Linked DNA regions of Homo sapiens: region 1 is linked to region 2. A link is an interaction called in ENCODE POLR2A ChIA-PET data of the cell type or tissue named here. Cell type or tissue: OCI-LY7. All regions are shown on one strand. Each heading gives the region's core, and the rest is flanking DNA. Links, peaks and the distances in the headings are about the cores only.

What was found. ChIA-PET counts read pairs that join two places held together with the same protein. Peaks named below come from ENCODE experiments on the same cell type or tissue, not always from the same donor. Only the 100,000 strongest peaks of a DNase experiment are listed, where the experiment ranks them.
Region 1: POLR2A ChIA-PET joins it to region 2 with 5 read pairs; 2 of 35 experiments call an interaction of 5 or more read pairs at or near these places.

The regions. Positions count from the first base shown.
Region 1 is chr12:121,177,901-121,189,719 of GRCh38, reverse strand. It overlaps P2RX7 (purinergic receptor P2X 7), which reads right to left. Exons shown (of 13, transcript NM_002562.6): 12 at 9,265-9,366; 13 at 1,688-5,415. The coding sequence ends at 4,918. All of the region lies in intron 2 of LOC105370032 (a long non-coding RNA gene), which reads left to right. Among named protein-coding and RNA genes, the nearest start is that of P2RX4, 26 kb to the left of the region's middle. In OCI-LY7, for the core only: no CTCF peak of the experiment used is centred there; no DNase peak of the experiment used is centred there.
Region 2 is chr12:120,792,452-120,804,270 of GRCh38, reverse strand. The region is part of intron 2 of SPPL3 (signal peptide peptidase like 3); the gene reads left to right. Among named protein-coding and RNA genes, the nearest start is that of ACADS, 73 kb to the right of the region's middle. In OCI-LY7, for the core only: a CTCF peak has its summit at 6,159 (motif pointing left); DNase peaks (open chromatin) are centred at 4,690, 5,360, 5,780 and 6,180; H3K4me3 peaks cover 1,947 bases; H3K27ac peaks cover 2,846 bases.

The sequences.
Region 1 (11,819 bases), core at 4,446-8,445, 380 kb before region 2:
GAGGCACTCCTGATTTCACCTGATGTCAAAGCAGCACCTCATATTAGAGCTTAATTTTAGGCCTTACACTGCACGGTGGGTACCCAGTGGGTCCTGCTGACTGCCCTTCATCTCCTGATTTGGTGCACTCCTTCCTGTGATCTGAAGCTCAACACACAGCCTCATCCCTGCCAGCTTGGGACAGGGGCCATTCCAAAATTCAAGGCCACCAGAGCTTTTCGTCCTTTTCTCTTGCTGCTGATTTGTTTTCTTTTTTTCTTTTTTTTTTTTTTTGGTGACTTCCCAAGAGGAAGAGGAGGGGAGAAAAGAGAAACATTCCATTTGGCCGCATATATAGCGCAAATGTTTCATGGAGTAGGGAAAGACTGAAACAAAAACAAAAACTGTATCCACCACCACTCCCAGCTCATTTTCCACACAGCGATCATAGTGATCTTTAAAAATTAATTTGGTGGCTGGGCGCTGTGGCGTACTCCTGTAATCCCAGCACTTTGGGAGGCCGAGGCTGGTGAATCACTTGAGGTCAGGCATTCGGCACCAGTTTGACCAACATGGAGAAACTCCGTCTCTACTAAAAATACAAAAATTAGCCAGGCGTGATGGTGGCACACATGTAATCCTGGCTACTCAGGAGGCTGAGGCAGGAGAATTGATTGAACCCAGGAGGTGGAGGTTGCAGTGAGCTGAGATAGTGGCATTGCACTCCAGCCTAGGCAACAAGAGTGAAACTCTGTCTCAAAATAAATAAAATAAAATAAAATAAAATAAATTAATATGGCTGGGTGTGGTGGCTTACACTTGTAATCCCAGCACTGTGGGAGGCTGAGGCCGGTGGATCACTTGAGGTCAGGCATTCGAGACCAGCTTAGCCAACATGGAGAAACCCTGTCTCTACTAAAAATACAAAAATTAGCTGGGTGTGGTGGCAGGCGCCTGTAATCCCAGATACTTGGGAGGCTGAGACAGGAGAATCGCTTGAACCCAGGAGGCAGAGGTTGCAGTGAGCTGAGGTTGAGCCACTGCACTCCAGCCTGGGCAACAAAGCAAGACTCCATCTCAAAAATAAAAATAAAAATAAAAAAATTAAAATTAAATGTGATCTTACCAGGTTCCTGCTTAGAACCCTTATGTGGCTTAGGTCTTAGGATACAGACAAACTCTACCATGGCCCACAGGCTCCAGGCAGCCTAGCCCCTGCCTGCTTGTCCAACCGTAACTCATGCCTTACTTCTCTGTACTTTTTATGGCACAGTCATACAGTTCTCCTTTAAGTTCTATAAACCTGCTCTGCTTTTCCTGCCCCAGGACCTTTGCACATACTGTTCTCTGCCTAGAATGCTCTTTCCTCCCGCATTCACTAGTTAAGTAATACTCATCCTTCAGATTTTAGCTAAAACATTCCTTCCTCAGGTAGGCTGATCTCCCCAAATAGGCCAAATTTCCCTACTATAAGCTCTCATGCCATCATTTGCCTTTTCACCATTATACTCAGCACAAGTTGCAAGATGCCATTTGCTTGAATTATTTGATTAATTTCCATCTCCTCATATCTCTATGAGACTGGCTACCTTATTTATCCTTGGTCTCTAGAGAGTGCCTCATTGAATAGTTGTTGAGTGAATGCGTCAATGAATGAGTTAACTGTGATTTGGGGACCTTCTGAAAAGAAAGGAAATGAAGATTTAAATAAATTATATACCTTTTTTTAATTATCAAAACAGTCACATTAAGGACACTTACATTGCCAGGCTAAAATCAGGAAGGGTTTAAAAAGTTACTCCCCTTTAGAAAGAGAAATGCATGTCTATTACCAATGCTATGTGAAATCAGCCAAGAGAAAGCAGATCCCTTCTCTTCTGACACAGAAAGGAAGCCATGAATACTGGCAATTACCGTAGCAGAAGTCTGTCTTTAAGTATAAGAAAACAGATCCTACAAAACGTGACTCTCATCACCTTTGGCGGTGACATTATTTTCTACAGTAAACTAAAAATAATACAAATATGACGCCTGTTATTGTAGGACGTGTCTGACATATTACACACAGTTGAAGTGACACATCACTCTCTCGCCCAGAGCATCAGTGGGGAAGGTGATGGAAAACAGTAGATGGATCCAGTGATTATTTGTAATTTCACATTCTGACTCCATCTGCGGCCTCATTAAGGTGATAGAAACATACTAGGAATAAGGCACCAAAAACAAAGGTACAAAGGCCCAGAAGCCATCAGAATGGAAACTTGTAACAGTGACATAGAATTCGTGAAGTAAAGAAATGTAAGCTCCAAAGAAATCATATGTAGTAATCCACTTTTTAAAATATCTTTGAAAAGGTAGTAAAAATCAAAGTTCAATCTGGCATAATTAACTTGGTTCCTGAGTTTAAAGCCAAATAAAACCCTGTATCAAAAAATGGTTTTATTCATGCTGTCTTACATGAATATAGTAGAAAGCTGCTGGTTTTTAAAAGGTATCAAAATGGTAACTCTTAGAACATATATAAAAAAATTCACAGATCCTTCATCAGTCACAATATTTAATAGTGGTCTCTAAACTATTCGATAAAATAGCTATTGTTTAGAAACAGATAAATAGCCAACTCTAGTGACCAAACCAGGAAAAGGAAATCCTGAAGCAGGATCCTAAAACCTGTCACTGTGCATTTTCATATTCTCAGCAGTTGATGTATGGAAATGGTAAAAGTGTGGTGTGGGTTGCTTTTGAAGCAGCTAGCACCCAGACTGCGTCAGTTCTGATTGGCTGCAAAGTACAGAGTGTTAATGGCATAAAGCCAGCTTTTTAGTCACTTTCAGTCATAGAATTGTTTTGTTGTTGTTGTTGTTGTTTTTTGAGACAGAGTCTTGCTCTGTTATCTAGGCTGGAGTGCAGTGGCACTATCTCGGCTTATTGCAACCTCCACCTTCCAGGTTCAAGAGATTCTCCTGCCTCAGCCTCCCAAGTAGCTGGGATTACAGGCGCCCACCGCCACACCCACCTAATTTTTGTATTCTTAGTAGAGACAGGGTCTCACCATGTTGGCCAGGCTGGTCTCGAACTCCTGACCTCAGGTGATCCACCCGCCTCAGCCTCCCAAAGTGCTGGGATTACAGGCGTGAGCCACCACGCCCGGCCTTCAGTCAAAGAATTGTGATGAGGATCGGAATGCATTGGGTAGCTCAGCAGTTAGATTTGATAGATTCCAAGGCTGGTCTGGTGAGTTACCTGATTTGGTCTATAGCCCTTCTAGAACTGTCCAGTGGAAACCTAAGTTCCTGAGGCTCCCAGGGTTGGTCCGGGCTCCCTGAGAACATTAGAACCAGGGAAGGTATGGGCTGAGTCTGTGTGCCCATTCATCAGGCTTGCCCTCTGTTCCAGTTACCTGTTGCTGTGGAACAAATAAGCCCCAAACTTAGGGACTTAAGATAGCAATGTGGTTTTCTGGATTTATGGGGCAGTTCTCACTTGGGATGTATCATGCGGTATCAGTCATATGTTAGTGGAGTCCAGAATCACCTGAAGGCTTCTTCTCTCTCATGTTTGGTGACTGGGCTTGGATGGCTTGAAAGCTGGGGCTGGTCAGGCACTGTCCACGTGACTGCTTGGGCTTCCTCACAGCAGGGCAGTCTCAGGATAGGCAGACATTTTTTTTTTCTTTTTTTTTTTTTTGAGATGGAGTCTCGCTCTGTCACCCAGCCTGGAGTGCAGTGGCACGATCTCAGCTCAATGCAACCTCCACCTCCCAGGTTCAAGTGTTTCTCCTGTCTCAGCCTCTTGATAGCTAGGACTACAGGTGCCCGCACCATGCCCAGCTAATTTTTGTATTTTTATTAGAGATACGGTTTCACCATGTTGGCGAGTCTGGTCTTGGACTCCTGACTTTAAGTGATCCGCCCGCCTTGGTCTCCCAAAGTGCTGGGATTACAGGTGTGAGCCACCACACCTGGCCAGGATAGGCAGACTTTTAAATGGCGTCTGGCTTCCCCGATAGCAAGAGTTCCAAGGGACAGCAAGTAGAAGCTGTCAGCCTCTTAAGATCAGGATCTGAAACTGACACAATGTCACTTCCACTTTTGGATAAAGCAATCAGAGCCACCCATATTCAAGGGGAGGAGATAAAACCCTTAGGTCTTGGGGGACTTGAGTGTCAAAGAATTTGTGGCCACCTTTAGTTCTCCACATTCTCCAGCCAGGATGAAAAGGGTTTGTTTTTAGTTGGACATTATCCTAGTCTGACCTCATAATGAAATGTTTTGCATTCATGTAGATCTTTACACATTAAAAGACAGTTCATGTGCACTGTCTCAATTTGTCCTCACAATATCTCTGAGATAGTAGTTGGGCAACAAGGAGACAGAGGCACAGAGGTGAGAGGCCTAGGGTCACACAACTTCCTGGGGACAGAGTTGAGACTTACATCTCAATCTCTTTTCTCTGAGTCCATGTAGAGGGATTCTGGTTTGTTTAACCAGGTCACTTTGCTCTCAGACACAGAGAGCAACAGAAGATGAAAGCATATTTCCCTTTGGCTGAAAATGTGGCCACAGAGCTTTGCAGGTGAAGTTCAAGTTGCTGGTAAATGTCATGTTAACATGGCTACTGCAGCCCCTGCTATTGGTAAGGACTCTTTTTTTTTTTTGGGGGACAGTTTGCTGTGCCTCCCAGGCTGGAGAGCAGTGGCACAATCTGGGCTCACTACAACCTCTGCCTCCCGGGTTCAAGTGATTCTTGTGCCTCAGCCTCCCGAGTAGCTGGGATTGCAGGTGCATGCCACCATGTCTGGCTGATTTTTGTATTTTTAGTACAGACAGGATTTCGCCTTGTTAGCCAGGCGGGTCTCCAACTCCCGACCTCAGGTGATCTGCCTGCCTCGGCCTCCCAAAGCGCTGGGATTACAGACGTGAGCCACGGTGCCTGGCTTCAGTAAGGACTCTTGAAGCCACTGTACTGCCCTTCACTCTTCGGAAACTCTTTCCGGATCCTCCAGCGGCAGCAGCTGGGCAGGATGGCAAAGTCAGCCATGTCCTGGGAGCCGAAGCGCCAGGTGGCGTAGCACCTGTAGGCACAGTGCCGCAGCCGGCTGTTGGTGGAATCCACATCCAGCGCCAGCAAGGGCTCCTGGTAGAGCAGGAGGAACTGCAGGACGTGTCTGGACAGGACCAGCTTCCTGAACAGCTCTGAGGTGGTGATGCAGGCCCCCGGCTTTTTCCGGCAGCACAGCTCCTCCAGGCACCTGTGGCTCTCAGGGAGTTGAGATGGGAGGCAGCTTCCACACTGGCACCAGACGGGGCTATCCCTGGATCTAGGAGTCGCCTCCTTTCTAAGCAGCTGTATCTCCTCTGGTTGTCCAGGAATCGGGGGTGTGTCATGGAGGGCCAGGGGCAGCCTGGACAAATCTGTGAAGTCCATCGCAGGTCTCTGAAAAAGCAAGTTTCCAAACCTATTAGCCATGACAAGCCCTCAGGTTCTAGGTTCTTTAATTTTATTAACTTATAAAGTTACGTTTAATATTACATGATTTATAGTAGCCGTCATTTATTAGGTGTAGATATCAGGACCATGCATGTGTTCTGTAAGCATTGCCTCATTCAGGCCTTTGAAGACGCTTGTGAGATAATGTATCCTTGTCTTTATTTTACAGATTTTTTTTTTTTTTTTGAGAGAGGGTCTCACTCTGTCGCACAGGCTGGAGCACAGTGGTGTGATCTTGGCTCACTGCAACTTTCACCTCCCAGGTTCAGACAATTTTCATGCCTTAACCTCCTAAGTAGCTGGTATTACAGGTGCATGCCACCATGCCCAGCTAATTCTTTCGTATTTCTAGTAGAAACAGGATTTCAACATGTTGGCCAGGCTGGTTTGGAACTCCTGACCTCAGGTGATCCACCTGCCTCAGCCTCTCAAAGTGCTGGGATTACAGGCATGAGCCACTGCACCTGGCCTATTTTACAGATTTTGGAAAATGAAATTCAGAAAAGCCAGGCCTCTGTTGAGATGTCACCTCTTGTCCTGACCACCCTATCTAGCAGCTTTTCTCCCACATGATTCCCTTATCACACTGTGGTATTCCACATTCTTCATAGGACTTAGCACTATTGGAAATGGTTTTTGTGTGTGTGTGTGTGTGTGTGTATTTGTTGTTTTTTTTTTTTGAGATGGAGTCTTGCTCTGTCTCCCAGGCTGGAGTGCAGTGGCATGATCTTGGCTTACTGCAACCTCCGCCTCCTGGGTTCAAGCGATTCTTCTGCCTCAGCCTCCTGAGTAGCTGGGACTACAGGCGCGCACCACCACACCCGGCTAATTTTTATATTTTTAGTAGAGACAGAGTTTCACCATATTGGCCAGGCTGGTGTTGAACTCCTGACCTCGAGTGATCCACCCACCTCAGCCTCCCAAAGTACTGAGATTACAAGCGTGAGCCACTGCACCCGGCCATGACTTAGTTTTTAACAAAAATATTTAAAAAGTAAAAATAAAAATAAAAAATGTTAAAAATAGAAAAAAGTATATAGAATAAGGATATAGAGAAAGAATTTTTTTTTTTTTGAGATGGAGTCTTGCTCTGTCGCCCAGGCTGGAGTGCAGTGGTGTGATCTTGGCTCACTGCAAGCTCTGCCTCCTGGGTTCACGCCATTCTCCTGCCTCAGCCTCCCGAGTAGCTGGGACTACAGGCGCCTGCCACCATGCCTGGCTATTTTTTTGTATTTTTAGTAGAGATGGGGTTTCACCATGTTGGCCAGGATGGTCTCAATCTCCTGATCTTGTGATCCGCCTGCCTCGGCCTCCCAAAGTGATGGGATTACAGGCATGAGCCACCACTCCCGGTGAGAAAGAAAATATTTTTATACCACTGTACAGAGTTTAAAAAATTTAAAAATTTATAAAGTAAAACAGTCACAGTAAGCTAAGATTAATTTATTATTGAAGAAAGATAAATATTTTGAAGTAAATTTAGTGTAGCCTAAGTGTACAGTGTTTATGAAGTCTACTGTAGTGCACGGTAACAACCTAGGCTTTCACATTCACTCACTACTCACTGACTCACCCAGAGCAACTTTCAGTCCTACAAGCTCCATTCATGGTAAGTGCCCTATGCAGATGTACCATTTTTAAGCTTTTATATCATATTTTCACTGTACCTTTTCTATATTTAGATATACAAATCTTACCATTCTGTTACAGTTGCTTACCGTATTCAGTACAGTAACATGCTGTACAGGTTTGCAGCCTAGGAGCAATAGACTACACCATATAACCTAAGTATAATAGGCTATTCTATTTAGGTTTGTGTAAATAGAGTCCATGATATTCAGACAACCACAGAATCAGCTACTGATGCGTTTTTCAGAACATATCCCCATCATTAAGTGATGCATGACTGTAGTTCACTTCATACACAAATCCAACAAGAACATTACAAGAATGGAAACACTTTGGTCAGTCTTTCTCAAGAAGAGATGTAAAAATCCTAAATATTAGTGAATGGAATTCAGCAATAAATACAAAGAATAGTACAACACATTCAAATTGAGTTTACTTCAGGAATGCAAGTTTGGCTTAATATTTGAAAATCAATCAGTACAATTCAACTAACAGAAAAAAAGAAGAAAACTCACTGATATTTCAAAAGGAGCAGAAAAGACTTTTTTTTTTTTTTTTTTAGATGGAGCTTGTTCTGTTGCCCAGGCTAGAGTGCAGAGGTGTGATCTCAGCTAACCGCAGCCTCTGCCTCCCAGGTTCAAGCAATTCTCCCACCTCAGCGTCCTGAGTAGCTGGGATTACAGGTGTGCACCACCACGCCTGGCTAATTTTTGTATTTTTAATAGAGACAGGGTTTCGCCATGTTGGCCAGGCTGTTCCTGAACTCCTGACCTCAGGTGATCCGCCCACCTTGGCCTCTCAAAGTGGTGCAATCTTGGCTCACTGCAAGCTCTGCCTCCCAGGTTCATGCCATTCTCCTGCCTCAGCCTCCTGAGTGGCTGGGACTACAGTCGCCCGCCACCATGCCTGGCTATTTTTTTGTATTTTTAGTAGAGATGGGGTTTCTCCATGTTGGTCAGGCTGGTCTCAAACTCCTGACCTCAGGTGATCTGCCTGCCTCAGCCTCCCAAAGTGCTGAGATTACAGGCATGAGCCACCATGCCTGGCCATTTCTGTTGTTTTAAGCCACTTAGTTTGTGGTAATTCAGCCCTAGGAAATTGAAGATGCCCAGCAACCAGAACTGCTGGGGAGAGTGCAAATGTGAACAACCATTTTTCAGCACCGTTTGTTAGTATCTCCTAAAACCGAACATATGTCTGCCTTATGACTCAGCAATTCCACTCTTAGGTAACTGTCCAGTAGAGTGCCATATGTTGAGCATAGCAGCGTTATTGGCATTAGCCCCAAACTGGACACTACCCAAATGTCCATCAACAGTAGGATGGCTGAATAAGTTGGATATTTATAAAACAGAATTATACAATGAGAATGAACTATACATGGCATCATGAACAACTCTCACAAAAATAATGTTGAGTAAAGGAAGCCAGACACTCAACCGCGTATATACCGCTTACATACTACGTGATTCAGTTTTTAGAAAATTCTAGCCAAAGTAAAATTAATCTTTGGAAACAGGATAATGACTACTTTTAAGAGAGGGCAGTTGGTGGGCTTGGTACAGCTGAGGTGGGAGGACTGCTTGAGACCAGCCTGGACAACATAGTGAGACCTCGTTTGTAATTTAAGAATATACATTTTTTTCTTTTTTTTTTTTGAGATGGAGTCTTGCTCTGTCACCCAGGCTGGAGTGCAATGGCACAATCTCGGCTCACTGCAACCTCCACCTCCTGGGTTCAAGCAGTTCTCCTGCCTCAGCCTTCTGAGTAGCTGGGATTACATGTGTGCCACCACACCACCCGGCTAATTTTTGTATTTTTAGTAGAGACGAGGTTTCACCATGTTGGCTAGGTTGGTCTCGAACTCCTGACCTCAAGTGATCCACCCACCTTGGCCTCCCAAAGTGCTGGGATTGCAGGTGTGAGCCACCGTGCCCAGCCAAATTTTAAAAATTAAAAAAGGAGAAAGAGAGGGTAGTGATTGGAGGGGGGCATAAAAGGGACTCCTGCTAGTAATTTTCAATTGTTTAATCTGAGTGCCGGTTATATGAGTATGTTTACTTTGTTAAAATCCATCAGTTTTGATTTGTACAAGTTTCTAGATGTGTTTATATTTAACAGTAAATTTTCTTAAAAAAAAAAAAAAGACAAAATGATTTAACTTACTGGGACTTCTTGGCCCTTGACATCTTGCAGACTTCTCCCTAGTAGCTGCTGGTTCACCATCCTAATGTGGGATTCATCCACAAAGGACACATACTTTAATGTCTAGGAAAAGATGGTTTGAAAGTTTACCCATTTTTGTACAGAATTATCAAGAATTGCCTATCTAAAGGCAACTGTAATTCCTATTTGCCAAATGATAGACTATTGAACAAGCTGGCTCAAAACTCTCATTAACCAAGAATTAATGATTTCTGAGTCTAAAGATAAATCAGAAATGGAACCCCATGCTTTTTTTTTTTTTTTTTTTTGAGTTGGAGTTCACTCTTGTTGCCAGGCTGGAGTGCAATGGCATGATCTTGGCTCACTGCAACCTCCGCCTCCCAGGTTCAAATGATTCTCCTGCCTCAGCCTCCTGAGTAGCTGGGATTACAGGCATGCACCATCATGCCCAGCTAATTTTGTATTTTTAGTAGAGACGGGGTTTCTCCATGTTGGTCAGGCTGGTCTTGAACTCCTGACCTCAGTTGATCCGCCCGCCTTGGCCTACCAAAGTGCTGGGATTACAGGAGTGAGCCACCACGCCAGGCGGAACCCCATGCATCTTAACTTGTAAATTCAACACAGCCACAGCTTACTGCTTAATGTTTTTACATTGGACCCCCCAGTTGCTGCATAAAATTTCTTTGTTGTATTCTGTCAATTTCAGTAACTCTAGATTCAGTATCTCCAGAAATTTGTACTATTGCAACTTAAATTATTTACATGTTTGTTAAATTTCATCTCATCTTGGGCCATGAAGTGGTGATTAGTTTTAGCTGCAAAGATGAACTTTTATTTCAAATTGTGAATGCATATACAATGGACAGTGAATTATGCATCAGCTGCTGGAACAGGACAATCATGTTCTTGGATGAGGGAAAGACAAAGAAATCGTCTTTGTTTTTTTTTTTTTTTTGAGACGGAGTTTCGCTCTTGTTGCCCAGGCTGGAGTGCAATGGCGCAATCCTGGCTCACCACAACCTCCACCTCCTGGGTTCAAGCGATTCTCCTGCCTCAGCCTCTAGAGAAGCTGGGATTACAGGCATGCGCCACCATGCCTGGCTAATTTTTTGTATTTTTAGTAGAGACGGGGTTTCTCCATGTTGGCCAGGCTGGTTTTGAACTCCTGACCTCAGGTGATCCACCCTCCTTGGCCTCCCAAAGTACTGGGACTACAGGCGTGAGCCACCACGTCTAGCCAATCGTCTTTGTTTTTAGGTACCAGAGATTTATCTTTGGGGAAAATCATGGAGTTGAACGCAGAGGACCTGCTTGATAAAGTCTGAATTAATCAAATCAAAACAATACAGATGACGCTAAAATCTCTTTGACTACTCCTACTCCCCCACCCTAAGCTCCTTTCCAGAAGCAGCCACTGGTACAATTTTGTGTACATATATACACCCACACATATGTATATGTATGTGTGTGTGTGTGTACACTTGTGTATATATAGAATATACATGCAGAAAATATACAGATTAGCTTCTGTGTCTAGTGATTTTTTTTTAACCTATATATCATATAACATATATTGTTCTACAGTTTGCTTTTTTTCTTTTAACAAAATGTCTTGGAGATCTGCTCTTGTCAAGTCCTATAATTTTTTTTTTTTTTTTTTTTTTGAGACAGAGTTTCCCTCTGTCACTCAGGCTGGAGTGCAATGGCATGATCTCAGCTCACTGCAACCTCTGCCTACCAGGTTCAAGCAATTCTCCTGCCTCAGCCTCCCAAGTAGCTGGGACTTCAGGCATGCACCACCACGCCTGGCTAATTTTTGTATTTTTAGTAGAGATGGGGTTTCACCATGTTGGCCAGGCTGGTCTCGAACTCTTGACCTCAAGTGATCTGCCTGCCTCGGCCTCCCAAAGTGTTGGGATTATAGGCGTGAGCCACTGTGCCCAGCCTTGGGCCAATTATTTAACCTTTCTGTGGCTCAATTTCCTCATATATAGAAAGAGATAATAGTAGCATCTGTCTACATCAGGTTGTTGTGAAGATTGAGTTAATAGATAAAGCATTTAGAAGTGCTGTGTAAATGTTTGCCATTATTATTATCTATCTCATTTTTTTAAGCTGGTGCCTGGTATTCCTTTCTATGGATTTACCATAGTTTCACCATTCACCTGTTGGATATTTGGTTAGATGCTATTTCTTCACTGTTAATAATCATATATTATTGATAATTTAATAAACAATCCTGCTTTGAACATCTTGTACTCATGTACTGCGGGTACTCATGTGAGTGTTTCTCTAGGGCAGGTATGGAGAACTGAAAATGCCAGGCTGTAAAGTATGTCCCATTTAAACATTAGTCACTGCCAAATTGTTCTCCAAAGTTGTTATTTTTCTTTTCTTTTTTCTTTTTTGGCTATACCAATTTAATAAATGACAAAACAGGCTGGGCTCAGTGGCTCACACTTATAATCCCAGCACTGTGGGAGGCCGAGTGGGTGGATCATTTGAAGTCAGGAGTTTGAGACCAGCCTGGCCAACATAGCTAAACACCATCTCTA
Region 2 (11,819 bases), core at 3,826-7,825:
TCTTTATCTCTAGTAACAGTTTCTGTCTTAACATTGTCCAAAAAAGGCTATTTAGATTTTCTTGAGTTAGTTTTTGGTCATTTGTATTATAACTCAAGAGTAACTAGTTCCTTTTTTGTAAAGGCAAGCACCTACCAATGCTTTCTTAGGTAATGAGGGCAGTTCATTTACGTATACCCAAACCTACTCTAGGAAGACAACATCAGGTTAGTAAGCCTGCAGAGATGCTGAGTTCTTTAATAAGAACTATACTTGATATGATTGTGATGCCCTTCATTCTAAGTGCATATAATTGTAGTTAGACCATGGTTCACCAGAACAAGTGTCACTATGGTTCACAATTGTCATGATGTTCTAATTGTGTGTAATATGTTGATTAACTTTTGAGCTACCCTTTTTGTCATTCCATAACTCGTCCTACTTGAAGAAAACATCATACACAGAAGCCTGAACTTGTTAGATGACGTAGGGAATGATTTTGTCCATTGCAGCGTGTGTAGACAAGTTTTTTTATATATTTAAGAATTTCATCAATTCACTATTAAATGTTCAATTTATAAAACCACTGTAAGTTTTCTAGGAACACATATTTAACTTAACCTAACTTTAACCATGTAATGTTTACCTTGAACCAGTGAGTCCCCGCTTCATTGTACTCACTTTCAATAGTAGAATTATCAAAAAACTTTCTTTTTAAAATTTTTTATAAATTAAAATTTTATTATTTTTTCATTTTTTCACTCCTTTCTGGAGCTGAGAAAAAAATAATGTTAAGGTTAAAAATTCCAATTTGCTTTTCTCCTCCAGTAATTCACAGTGTCCTCAGGTATCAGAATGCAAATGGATGAACGAGTATAACTTTCAATAAACTGATCTGCTCTCCCCTCCATTTTGCTTCCTACAATTGTTTATTTGTGCTCTTCACTGCCCGATTTCAGAGCATGTACTAACTTTTGCAAGTTACTTCAAGGAAAAATAAAATGGGGCCAAAGAAAACTAAAAGTATGAGTGGAGACAAAATAGAGCCAAAAAAGAAATGTAAAAATGCATACCATAATGCCAGCACTCCTGTTACTAGTGTTTCACAAGGACCACCATAAGCTTTGTAGCAGCCAGATTTAAAAAGAAAGAATGTAAAACTCAGCTTCCTTCCATCAAAAGAACTCAGTTGTTCAGGTGAATCGCAACTGTTCTTGGCCTTAAGATCAGACAGACTTTTATCCTAACGACCTTCATAAAGAGGATATAATGTTAAGTTCATTCATCTCACAGTAGGCATTCAAATAAGTGTTTGTTGAATGAATTGTAGTACCTTCAATATAAGTTGGTGGCATTGCATGAAAATGTATTTCAGCAAAAGCAGTTTTGCCAAAATTGAAGGTGCACAGTGGGCAACAGGATGTTGTTGTTTAGATAACCATCTTACTGCTAAGTGTGGTCTAAGGTTATATTTTGGAATATCTGGAGAATGAATGGGCTGTTAATTCTTAAACTGGTTATTCTTGAATGTTGATCTGTTAATAAATATTGGTAGCAGACCAGGCACGGTGGCTCACGCTTGTAATCCCAGCATGTTCAGAGGCCAAGGTGGGAGGATCACGTGAGGTCAGGAGTTCCAAGACCAGCCTGGCCAACATGGTGAAACTCCATCTCTACTCAAAATACAAAAATTAGCCAGGCGTGTTGATGCATGCCTGTAATCCCAGCTACTCAGGAGGCTGAGGCAGGAGAATCGCTTGAACTGGGAGGCAGAGGTTGCAGTGAGCCGAGATTGCGCCACTGCACTCCAGCCTGGGCCACAAACTGAGACTCCATCTCAAAAAGGAAAAAAAAAAAAAATATATATATATATATACACACACACACACACACATATATGTGTATATATATACATATATATGTATATATATACACACATACATACATACATACATATATAAAAGCAGCAGCCCAAAAATGTATTATGTTGCCAGCTAAATACAGACCTAGTTGTCTTAACAGCACTCATGGTGCATTCGTATTTTTATCAGAATGAAGGAACCTAATACCTAAATATAAGCCCATGTTTCCCCTTGTCCTGAGGCAGGCAGTGGAAGTTCCTAAAGGCAGGCCTAGAATCTTCCTCAGAAAATCCTTTTTAATCCACTCTAGGACATAAAGAAATGAGTAGTTGATTTCCTAAAGTTCTGTTCCTTGCAACTGAATTAATTCTAGCCTGAAACAAATTTAGGGCAAATATAACCAGATCTCTACCTCAGCCACACTAAAATCTTATTAAGGCACTCACAGAATATTAATATACTTCTTGATATAGTGTCTGTAATAAACTTCATGTGAAATGTACATCAAAGTGACCAAAACACCAAACTGGAATTTATACTTACACCCAATTTAAAGTTGAAGAATGTTGATGAGTTGTCATTCTAACTGACACTAATTAGCTGACAGGGTCAGTGGCCATCTGGACCTTACCCAGTTCAAGGCTAAACCATATCATTCACCTATAAAGCCTGCTGGTCTTAATATTTCTCTGTAGTAAGACAGCTCATGTGCAGCTTATCTAAAAATGATACCAGATCAAGTTTACTTGGGGAGAAATACTCTGTAGGTTTTTTTGTTTGTTTGTTTTTATGAGAAAAAAGCAGTATATACTAATGTGGAAAGATGTAGCGCGTCAAGCAGTGAGCCCATTACTTGGTGTAACAGGGCCAAGGGAAAACTTCCTCTGTGCCCCCTGAATCCTCGCTGAAAAATCCACTGACAAATAGCAGATTAATAGAAAAGGCATACAGATTTGTTAATGTGCACAAAAGTCTTACAAAATATAAGATCTCAAAAAAAAAAAATGGCCAGATGGCTGATGCTTTTATACCACCTTGAGGTTACAGAAAGAATGAGGGCTTGGAGTGTGGCAAGACAGGTTATGGTGGTAAATCAGGTTATGGTGGTGAGACAGATTATGAGAGAGAGAGAAGAGGAGGCCCAGCTAGCACAGGTGGTCCTGTCATGTAGATGAAACCTCACAGGTCGCAGCCCTGAGAGAGAATAGATGGAATATGTTTCTTTCTGACCTTCTAAGGTGTCAGACTCTCAATTAATCTTTCCTGTGTCTGGACAAGGTAGGGCCTCAGAGAAATGCCTCCACCTCATCAATGCATATTTTCTCTACAGATGCAAATCTGCCCCACACAGCTTCTCTCAGCTATTCTTGTATTTCCAGCCCTTCTGAAAACCATCTGAAATATGTCAGAGAAGTATATTTTTGGGTGAAATATTTTTGTTTCCTTCATAATTTTGCCAAGGCAGCAGGCATAAGCTGGAATTTGTGGTCACCCCACTCATGGAGTTTTTCTGTGAATCAAAAGAAACCTTGCCTGTAAAGCACCTAGCAGTGCCTGACAGTATGAGCTCAATCAAGCTTAACTATTATCATCATTTTAACCCCCTGGATGTTCTCAGCTGCTGAGTCAGAGACTGTTTCTTCCTGCCCAGGTTCTTAGTCTTTCTTTCTTAGTGTAGGTTCTATGTAAGTATCAATAATTGGACATTTGTTGACCTCCTACACCTTGACCCATAACTACTTCCTGTTCAGTCATAGTTGATGAAAAGACAAAAAAAAATAGCATATAATATGCTATAATTTAGATGGATTTTTTTTCTGTGATGGTAAATGGTTGTCTGTGATGAAAAAGCCATAGCTCAAGTCCTTCTGTTGATCATTTAAACATTGATTTCTTTTTCTTGTTTTGTTTTTTGTTTTTTTGTTTTGAGACTGAGTTTCATTCTTTTGCCCAGGGTGGAGTGAAGTGGTGTGATCTCAGTTCACTGCAACCTCCACCTCCCGGGTTCAAGCAGTTTTCTTACCTCAGCCCCCTGAGTAGCTGGGATTACAGGTGTGCGCCACCAGGCCCAGCTAGCTTTTGTATTTTTAGTAGAGACGGGGTTTCACCATGTTGTCCAGGCTGGTCTCGAACTTCTAACCTCAGGTGATCCACCAGCCTCAGCCTCCTGAAGTGCTAGGATTACAAGCATGAACCACCGCACCTGACCTAAACATTGATTTCAGTACCTAGACTTGCAAATAGCCAGGATACAATTTGGATGGAATGTATATTTATAACGTTATATTAACATCATATTATGTTACTGTATAGCAATAACAAGATTGTGAAGGCAGGTCAAGATGGAAGAGAATGAAGAGTAGTCTTCTGTGAAGATGCAGCGAACTGTTCTAGGTCCAACCTAGCAATCTGATGTCTATGCACTTAATAAATTACCAAATAAGCTAAGTTAAAGGCCTATAATTGAAAATAGTCCTGGATAGCTTTGGAGGCAGAGTCTTTTGCAAAGGCTTTATTTAAACAGCTTAAGTTTGCTGTCAGCTGTGCAGTGTGAGTAACTTTACCGGACCCCAGTCATAGTGGCATGGGATCTGCTAAGCCCAGGCCCTTTAAGCTTGTTGTATAAAGCTGGAAGATATGAATCTTCCCAGCTTGAGCTAATAGGTAAGGCCCTACTAACTCACTGTGCCCCATTTCTGTTTTGTGCAGCGGTGACCCATGGTCTGCTTCTAACAACCAAACAAGGCTTGATTTTAGCTAAGCTTGTTTGAGGCAGTGAGAAGTTCAAAGTCTTCTAATTACACAGAGAACTAGAAGAATGCTTGCTCTCCTTACCAGTCCTCCACCCTCCCCCACCATCTGATAGTACCTCATTCCTGCCTAAGGCTTTCCTGTCCCTGCTGCAGTTCTTGTCAGTTAGATGCTAAGAAAATGGACCAGCTAAAACTGGTTTGAAGTTGACCACTACTTTCTGCTACAGAAGATCCCTAGCTTACCAACGGTTTGACTTAATGATGGTTCAACTTAAGATTTTTCCACTTCATGATGGTACAAAGGCAGTATGATTTCAGTAGAAAGCATACTTCAAGTACCCATACAACCATTCTGTTTTTCACTCTCAGTACAGTATTCAGTAAGTTACTTGAAATATTCAGCACTTTATTACAAAACAGGCCTTTGTGTTAGATGATTTTGCCCAACTGTAGGCTAATGTACGTGTTCTGAGCACGTTTAAGGTAGGCTGGGCTAAACTATGATGTTCAGTAGGTTAGATGTATGAATATTAAACGCATTTTGAACTTGAGATTTTTCCACTTACCTGGGCTTATTGGGATATAACTCCATTGTAAGTCAAGGAGCAGCTGTATTTGAAAAAAGGGGAAAATCTTGCCTTAAAACATCCAGGATGGAGTTATAAATAGTTCTCAACTAATAACAAATTGAAATTGAGTTATATAACCCTTCATCCTGTCCCGCGGGGGGTTCTCAGCACCTATTCTCACTAACCCAGTCTCATGGGAGAGGCTCCGTAGCAGCTGTGCCTAGGGTTAAACCAAAGAGATGACTGGCAACCTTCCAATCCAGAATAGCGATATAATGCCAACAGAAAAAGTAAGAGAAGCTGGCAATCTGTGTAGCCCCAAGGGTAGAGATGTAGATAAAAATTCCTGCACATTTAACCTGCTGTCACCAGATTCTGAGAAGCAGAATATAACAAGTGTAGTTATTGTTATTCCATTCATAAGTGAATTTGAAAAACTCAATTTAAATTAATATATGTGTTTCCAAAACATGCCCACAGGGAAGGAGCAGTCTTCATGTTCCATTGACTCCAGAGACGTTCCCATTAAATGCATCACCAACCCTAGAGTTTAGGTCCTGCACATTGTTAGCTCTGCTGTGCGAAAACATGAATTAAAGCTTAAAAGATCATAGAAGTGAAACCATGTACTAGAAACTACCACAGGTGCGTTGGCAGGGGAAATATATGCAAAATACTACATCTAGTTTGTTGTGGAACTAATTAGGAAAAAGTTTTTCAGGAGCCAGTTGCCATAGCTATTCCTCTAAGTGTGACTGAGGTATGAGCAGTAAGTGTACGTTTTAATCTCTGCTAATGTGTCTTCCTCTGATGGCTGGAGAAATATGTCTCAAATACTGTATATGAATCTTCTAAAATCCAAGGCTTTTTTAAAATAAAAAAACCCCCAGGAAAGCCAACACATCAGACACCTGACCATATTTCAGAAGAGGAGTCTTAACCATGTTTCAGGGAGTCCACCACATCTAAAAGTCGCTGTGTTTTGGTCCTGCTGGGGAGCTGTCACCCACTGGGGCTGCCCTCCAGTGGAACAGTTTGCTAAACAGTTCGTTGGCCAGATTTATATGAGAACAGGGTGACATGTAACTAACCAGTCTCTACTTCATAGATTATCCTCCCCAGACCCCCCATTCTAATTGAGGCTTCCTTGGTACCAGTAACAGAGAAGGGAGTTTTAGTGAATGAAAGTACAGGAAACAAGAGTGGCAGCTAGAGTCAGGCTGTTAGTAGAGGGGCAAGTCTTTCAAATCCAGTAAGAAATTTTGAGTCATAGAGGTGGGAAACTACGAAGTTAAGATCATTATCAGTGTGACCTGAGCCCAGTCATTTGGTTAAGTTTCTTCCAGGAAGGATTATGACCTACCTCTTCATTATAGGATAGGATCCTCTGCTTTCCTAAAGAAAGGGATACAATTCATCAATGTTTTGGTACCCCCAGGGACATGAACAAGAAATTTTAAAAGGCCTTTTCCTTCACTTAAAAATCTGTCCAGTTCAGGACCTATTTAAAAGAACTACCTAGAGCCACTTGTACTTCCAGCCAAGATAGAGAAACAGAGACTGAATTACCATCCCACATGAAACAACTTTAAAAACAATAAAAAAAACATGTAAACCCTCATAACACAGCAGTTTTCAAGATATTTTTCATCAGACAACAAAGGACAGTATTCCTGAGAGTTGAGGAATAGTTTTCCCGTCATACTTATTTTCCCGTCAAACTATCTTAAGATAGTTTCCACTCATGGTGCAGAGAGAAAGATTTCTGAAGTTGAAGAGATGGAACTGAGAGTCCAAAGAGACGGCTAGAGGCAGCTAGAGTTAATAGAACAGAGTACAAAAGAAAAGAGAGCTGCAAAATGAAAAAACCCAGAGATCTACACAGAATCCTTGAACATTCATCCCAATTTTTTTGTTTGTTGTTTTTTGTTTGTTTGTTTTGAGTTGGAGTCTCACTCTGTCATCCAGGCTGGAGTGCAGTGGCACAATCTCGGCTCACTGCCACCTCCACCTCCCGGGTTCAAGAAATTCTGCCTCAGCCTCCTGGGTAGCTCGGATTACAGGCACCCACCACCACACCTGGCTAATTTTTGTATTTTTGGTAGAGACAGGGTTTCACCATGTTGGCCAGGCTGGTCTCGAACTCCTGACCTCGTGATTCGCCCGCCTCAGCCTCTCAAAGTGCTGGGATTACAGGCGTGAACCACTGCACCCACCCTCACCACAGTATTAATTAGTGTATGCATATGTGGAAATCATCTAAAGTGGAGGAAAGAATAATGTGAAAGGATTAGAAGGGAGAGTACCTGCTTCCAAAAGCCTGATTGGAAAAACTTACAATTCATTTGGCATTGGATAGAGTACTCAGATCTTGCCTCAATGATAGAGAATAATTACCCTAGACTGAGCACTGCTTCAGACCCACCTAATAAATCATGGAAACAAAAATAAAGCCAGGTATCTAACAGCATCCCTGATCAAAGCTCAAAATTAATAGGAATAAAAAATATTTAGATAAGGTAAAATTCACAATGTCTAGCATACGTGCAGAGATGACCAGACAGGCAAAAAAGGAAAACATGACCCAGGATGAGGAAAATAATCAGTCAATCAAAACTGACCCAGAACTGACACAGATGTTAGTATGAGCAAAGTACATCAAAACAGATATAATTGTATTCCATATATACAAAAAGTTAGATAGATACATGGAGATTATTTTTATTTTATTTTTGAGACAGAGTTGCTCTGTCGTCCAGGCTGGAGTGCAGTGGCGTGATCTCAGCTCACTGCAACCTCTGCCTTCCGGGTTCAAGCAATTCTCCTGCCTCAGCCTCCCAAGTAGCTGGGACTATAGGTTTGTGCCACCATGCCTGGCTAATTTTTGTATTTTCAGTAGAGACGGGGTTTCACCATGTTGGCCAGGCTGGTTTCAAACTCCTGTCGTCAAGTGATCCACCCACCTTAGCCTCCCAAAGTGCTGGGATCACAGTCGTGAACCACTGTGCCTGGCCAACATGGAGATTATAAAGAAGAACGAAATCAAACTTTCAGAAATGAAGACAACAATGTCTGAGATGAAAAATACACTGGATGGGATTAACAGCAATTAGAAACTGCAGAAGAAAAGATTAGTGAACTTGAAGGCACAGTAATGGAAATTAATCCAAAATGAAGTACAGAAAAGAATAATTTTTTTAAACATGAAAAGATCATAATGGAGCTATCATTGAACATTAGAGAGAAACCTCCAGTGGCCTACTGTATGGGTAATGGAGTCCCTGAAAGAGGAGAAGAAAGGGAGGGACAGAATAATACATGAAGAAATAATGGCCAAGTTTTTTCTAAATTTGATAACTATAATCTGCAGATTCAAAACTGCAGATTATAAGCACAAAAAACATGAAGAAAACTACACCAAGACACATAATCAGTAGCTCAAAATGAGTGGTAAAAGAAAATCCCCAAGGCTGCCAGAGGGGGCAAAAAAGCATGTTAGGTACAGAGGAGAAAAGATGAGGGTGATGTCAGATTTGAAAATACAAGTGAAAAGTCAATGTAACGGTAGCTTTAAAGTACAGGAAGAAAAAAACTGTCACTGTAAGATTCTACAGCAAAAATATCTTTTAAAAATGAAGGCAAAGTAAAGATGTTTTTGACATACCATACACTACCGGAAAGAATTCATCTCATCACCAGCTGTCTTACACTAAAAAATGTTAAAGGAAGTCTTTTGAGCAGAATGAAAATGGTACCAGCCTTAAATCTGTATTTACACAAGGGAGTTAAGATCACCAGAAATGAACATCCATCGATAAAAGTTTTTTTCTATTTACAGTTGTGTAAAAGATAATTGACTGGAGCTGGGCACAGTGGTGTGTACCTGTAATCCCAGCTACTTGGCAGGTTGAAGCAGAAGGATTGATTGCTCAAGCCCAGATGTTTGAGACCAGCCTGGGCAACATAGCAAGATGAATGAAAGAATGAATGATAATTGACAACATAAACAAACATTATATATTGTGAGGTTTATAAGATAACATGTAAGAGTTAAATGCATGGCCACAGTAGCACAAAGGTTGAGGGAGGGAAATAAATATAAACTATTGTAAGGAGTTTATACTATACATGAATGTTACAATATAACTGGAAGGTAGACTGTGTTAAAGATGTATACTATAGACCCTACAGCAGCCACTAAAATTAAAGAGCAAAGAGTTATAGCTCATAGGACAACAAAGGAGATCAAATTGGATCATAAAAAATGCTATATTAATCCAAACAAAGTCAGGTTAAGGGGAAATAAAATAGGACAAGTAGGAAACAAATAGTAAGATGATAGGCTCAAACTTAATTGTATCACTGATCACATTCAATGAAATTGGTCTACACACCTCTTTAAAACAGCAGTTGTCCAGGTGCAGTGTCTCACGCCTCTAATCCCAGCACTTTGGGAGGTCAGGGCAGGCGGATCATGAGGTCAGGAGTTCGAGACCAGCCTGGCCAACATAGTGAAACCCCGTCTCTACTAAAAATACAAAAATTAGCAGGGTGTGGTGGCATGCGCCTGTAGTCCCAGCTACTCGGGAGGCTGAGGCAGGAGAATTGCTTGAACCTGGGAGGCAGAGGTTGCAGTAAGCCAAGACTACACTGCTGCACTCCAGCCTGGGTGACAGATTGAGACTCTGTCTCAAAAAAATAAAAATAAAAATAAAACAGCAATTGTGAAATTGAATAAAAAAGCAAGACCCAAATATATGCTGCTTACAAGAAGCACACTATAAAGCCAAAAAAGGTTAATCCCTGTTGTCTAGTGGTTAGGATTAAAAAAAAAATAGTTAAAAGTAAAAGGTTAGGAAAAGATATGCTGCTTATACTCATCTACAGAAAGCTGGAATGGCTGTATTAATATAAGACAAAGCAGCTTTCAGAGTAAAGAATACTACCACAGACAAGAAGGTTATTTTGTAATGACAAAGGGGTCAATTAAGCAAGAGAGCATAACAATCACAAATGTTTATGTATCTAATAAAAGATCTTCAAAATACATGAAGCAAAAACTGAGAGAACTGCAAGGAGAAATAAATTCACAAATATAGCTGAAGATTTCAGTACCACTCCCAATAATAGAATAATTAGGCAGAAAATCAGTGAAGATACAGTGGATTTCAACAATACTCTTAATCAATTTGACCTAATTGACATTTATAGAATGTTCCATCCAACAACAGAACACACGCTCTTTCTCAAGTGTATGTGGAATATTTACTAATGCAGACCATATATGGGGACATGAAACAAATCTCAATACATTTAAAAGGATTCAGGTATGAAATCTGATCTGCATTAGCCCAGGCTGCCATGAAATACCCATAGACTGGGTGGCTTAAACAGCAAATTTATTTTTTCAGAGTTCTGGAGATTGGAATTCTCAGGTCAGGGTGTCAACATGGTTAGATTCTGTTTTCCAAAGTGTCTGCACCAGTTCACATTCCCACTAGTAGTGTATGAAGGTTCCAGTTTTACATCCTTGTGTCCTTGCCAACACTTAGTTATCTGACTTTTTTATTATAGCCATCCTGCTATGTGTGAAGTGGTTTCTCATGGTGGTGGTTTTGTTTTGAGGAGACAGTGTCTCACTTTGTTGCTCAGGCTGGAGTGCAGTGGTGCCATCAGCCTTGACCTCCTGGGCTCAAGTGATCTCCTACCTCAGCCTGGCGAGTAGCTGAAACTGTAGGCACATGCCACCACACCCAGCTAATTCTTTTATTTTTTATAGAGACAGGGTCTCACTGTGTTGCCCACATGGGTCTCAAGTGAGCCTCTTGCCTCAGCCTCTCAAAGTGCTGGGATTCCAGGCGTGAGCCACCGCTTCCAGCCAGTTTCTCATGGTTTTGACTTGTATTTCCCTGATGACTAACGGTGTTGAACATCTTTTCATGGGCTCATTGGCTATTTGTGTATCTTCTTTGAAGAAATGTCTCTTCAGATCCTTTGTTCATTTTAAAATCAGGTTGTCTTTTTTATTATTGAGGTGTAAGAGTTCTTTATATATCCTAGACACAAGTCCCTTATCAGATACATGATTTGCAAAGATTTTCTCCCATCCTATGGGTTGTCTTTTGACTTTTTGGTTAGTGTCCTTTGAGGCACGTAAGTTTTTTAAGTTTTTCTCTGTTTTTTAGCATCATATCTAAGAATCTACTCCAAATCCAAGGTCACAGAGATTTACCATGTGTTTTTATCTAAAAGCTGTATAGTTTTAGAAGTCAGTTCCTCTGTCCTACCAGCCACATTTCAGTGATCACATGATGTGGCTGATGTCCACAGCACTTGTCAGTGCAGATAAAGACCATCATAACAGAAAGTTCTTTTGCAAAAAAACAACTTTTTTTTTTTTTTTTTTTTTTTGAGACAGTCTCACTCTGTTGCCAGGCCGGAGTGCAGTGGCGCAATCTTGGCTCACTGCAACCTCTGCCTCCTGGGGTCAAGCAATTATCCTGCCTCAGCCTCCCAAGTAGCTGGAACTACCGGCACGCACCACCACGCCCAGCAAATTTTTGTATTTTTAGTAGAAACGGGGTTTCACCATGTTGGCCAGGATGGTCTCGATCTTCTGACCTCGTGATCTGCCCGCCTGGGGCTCCCAAAGTGCT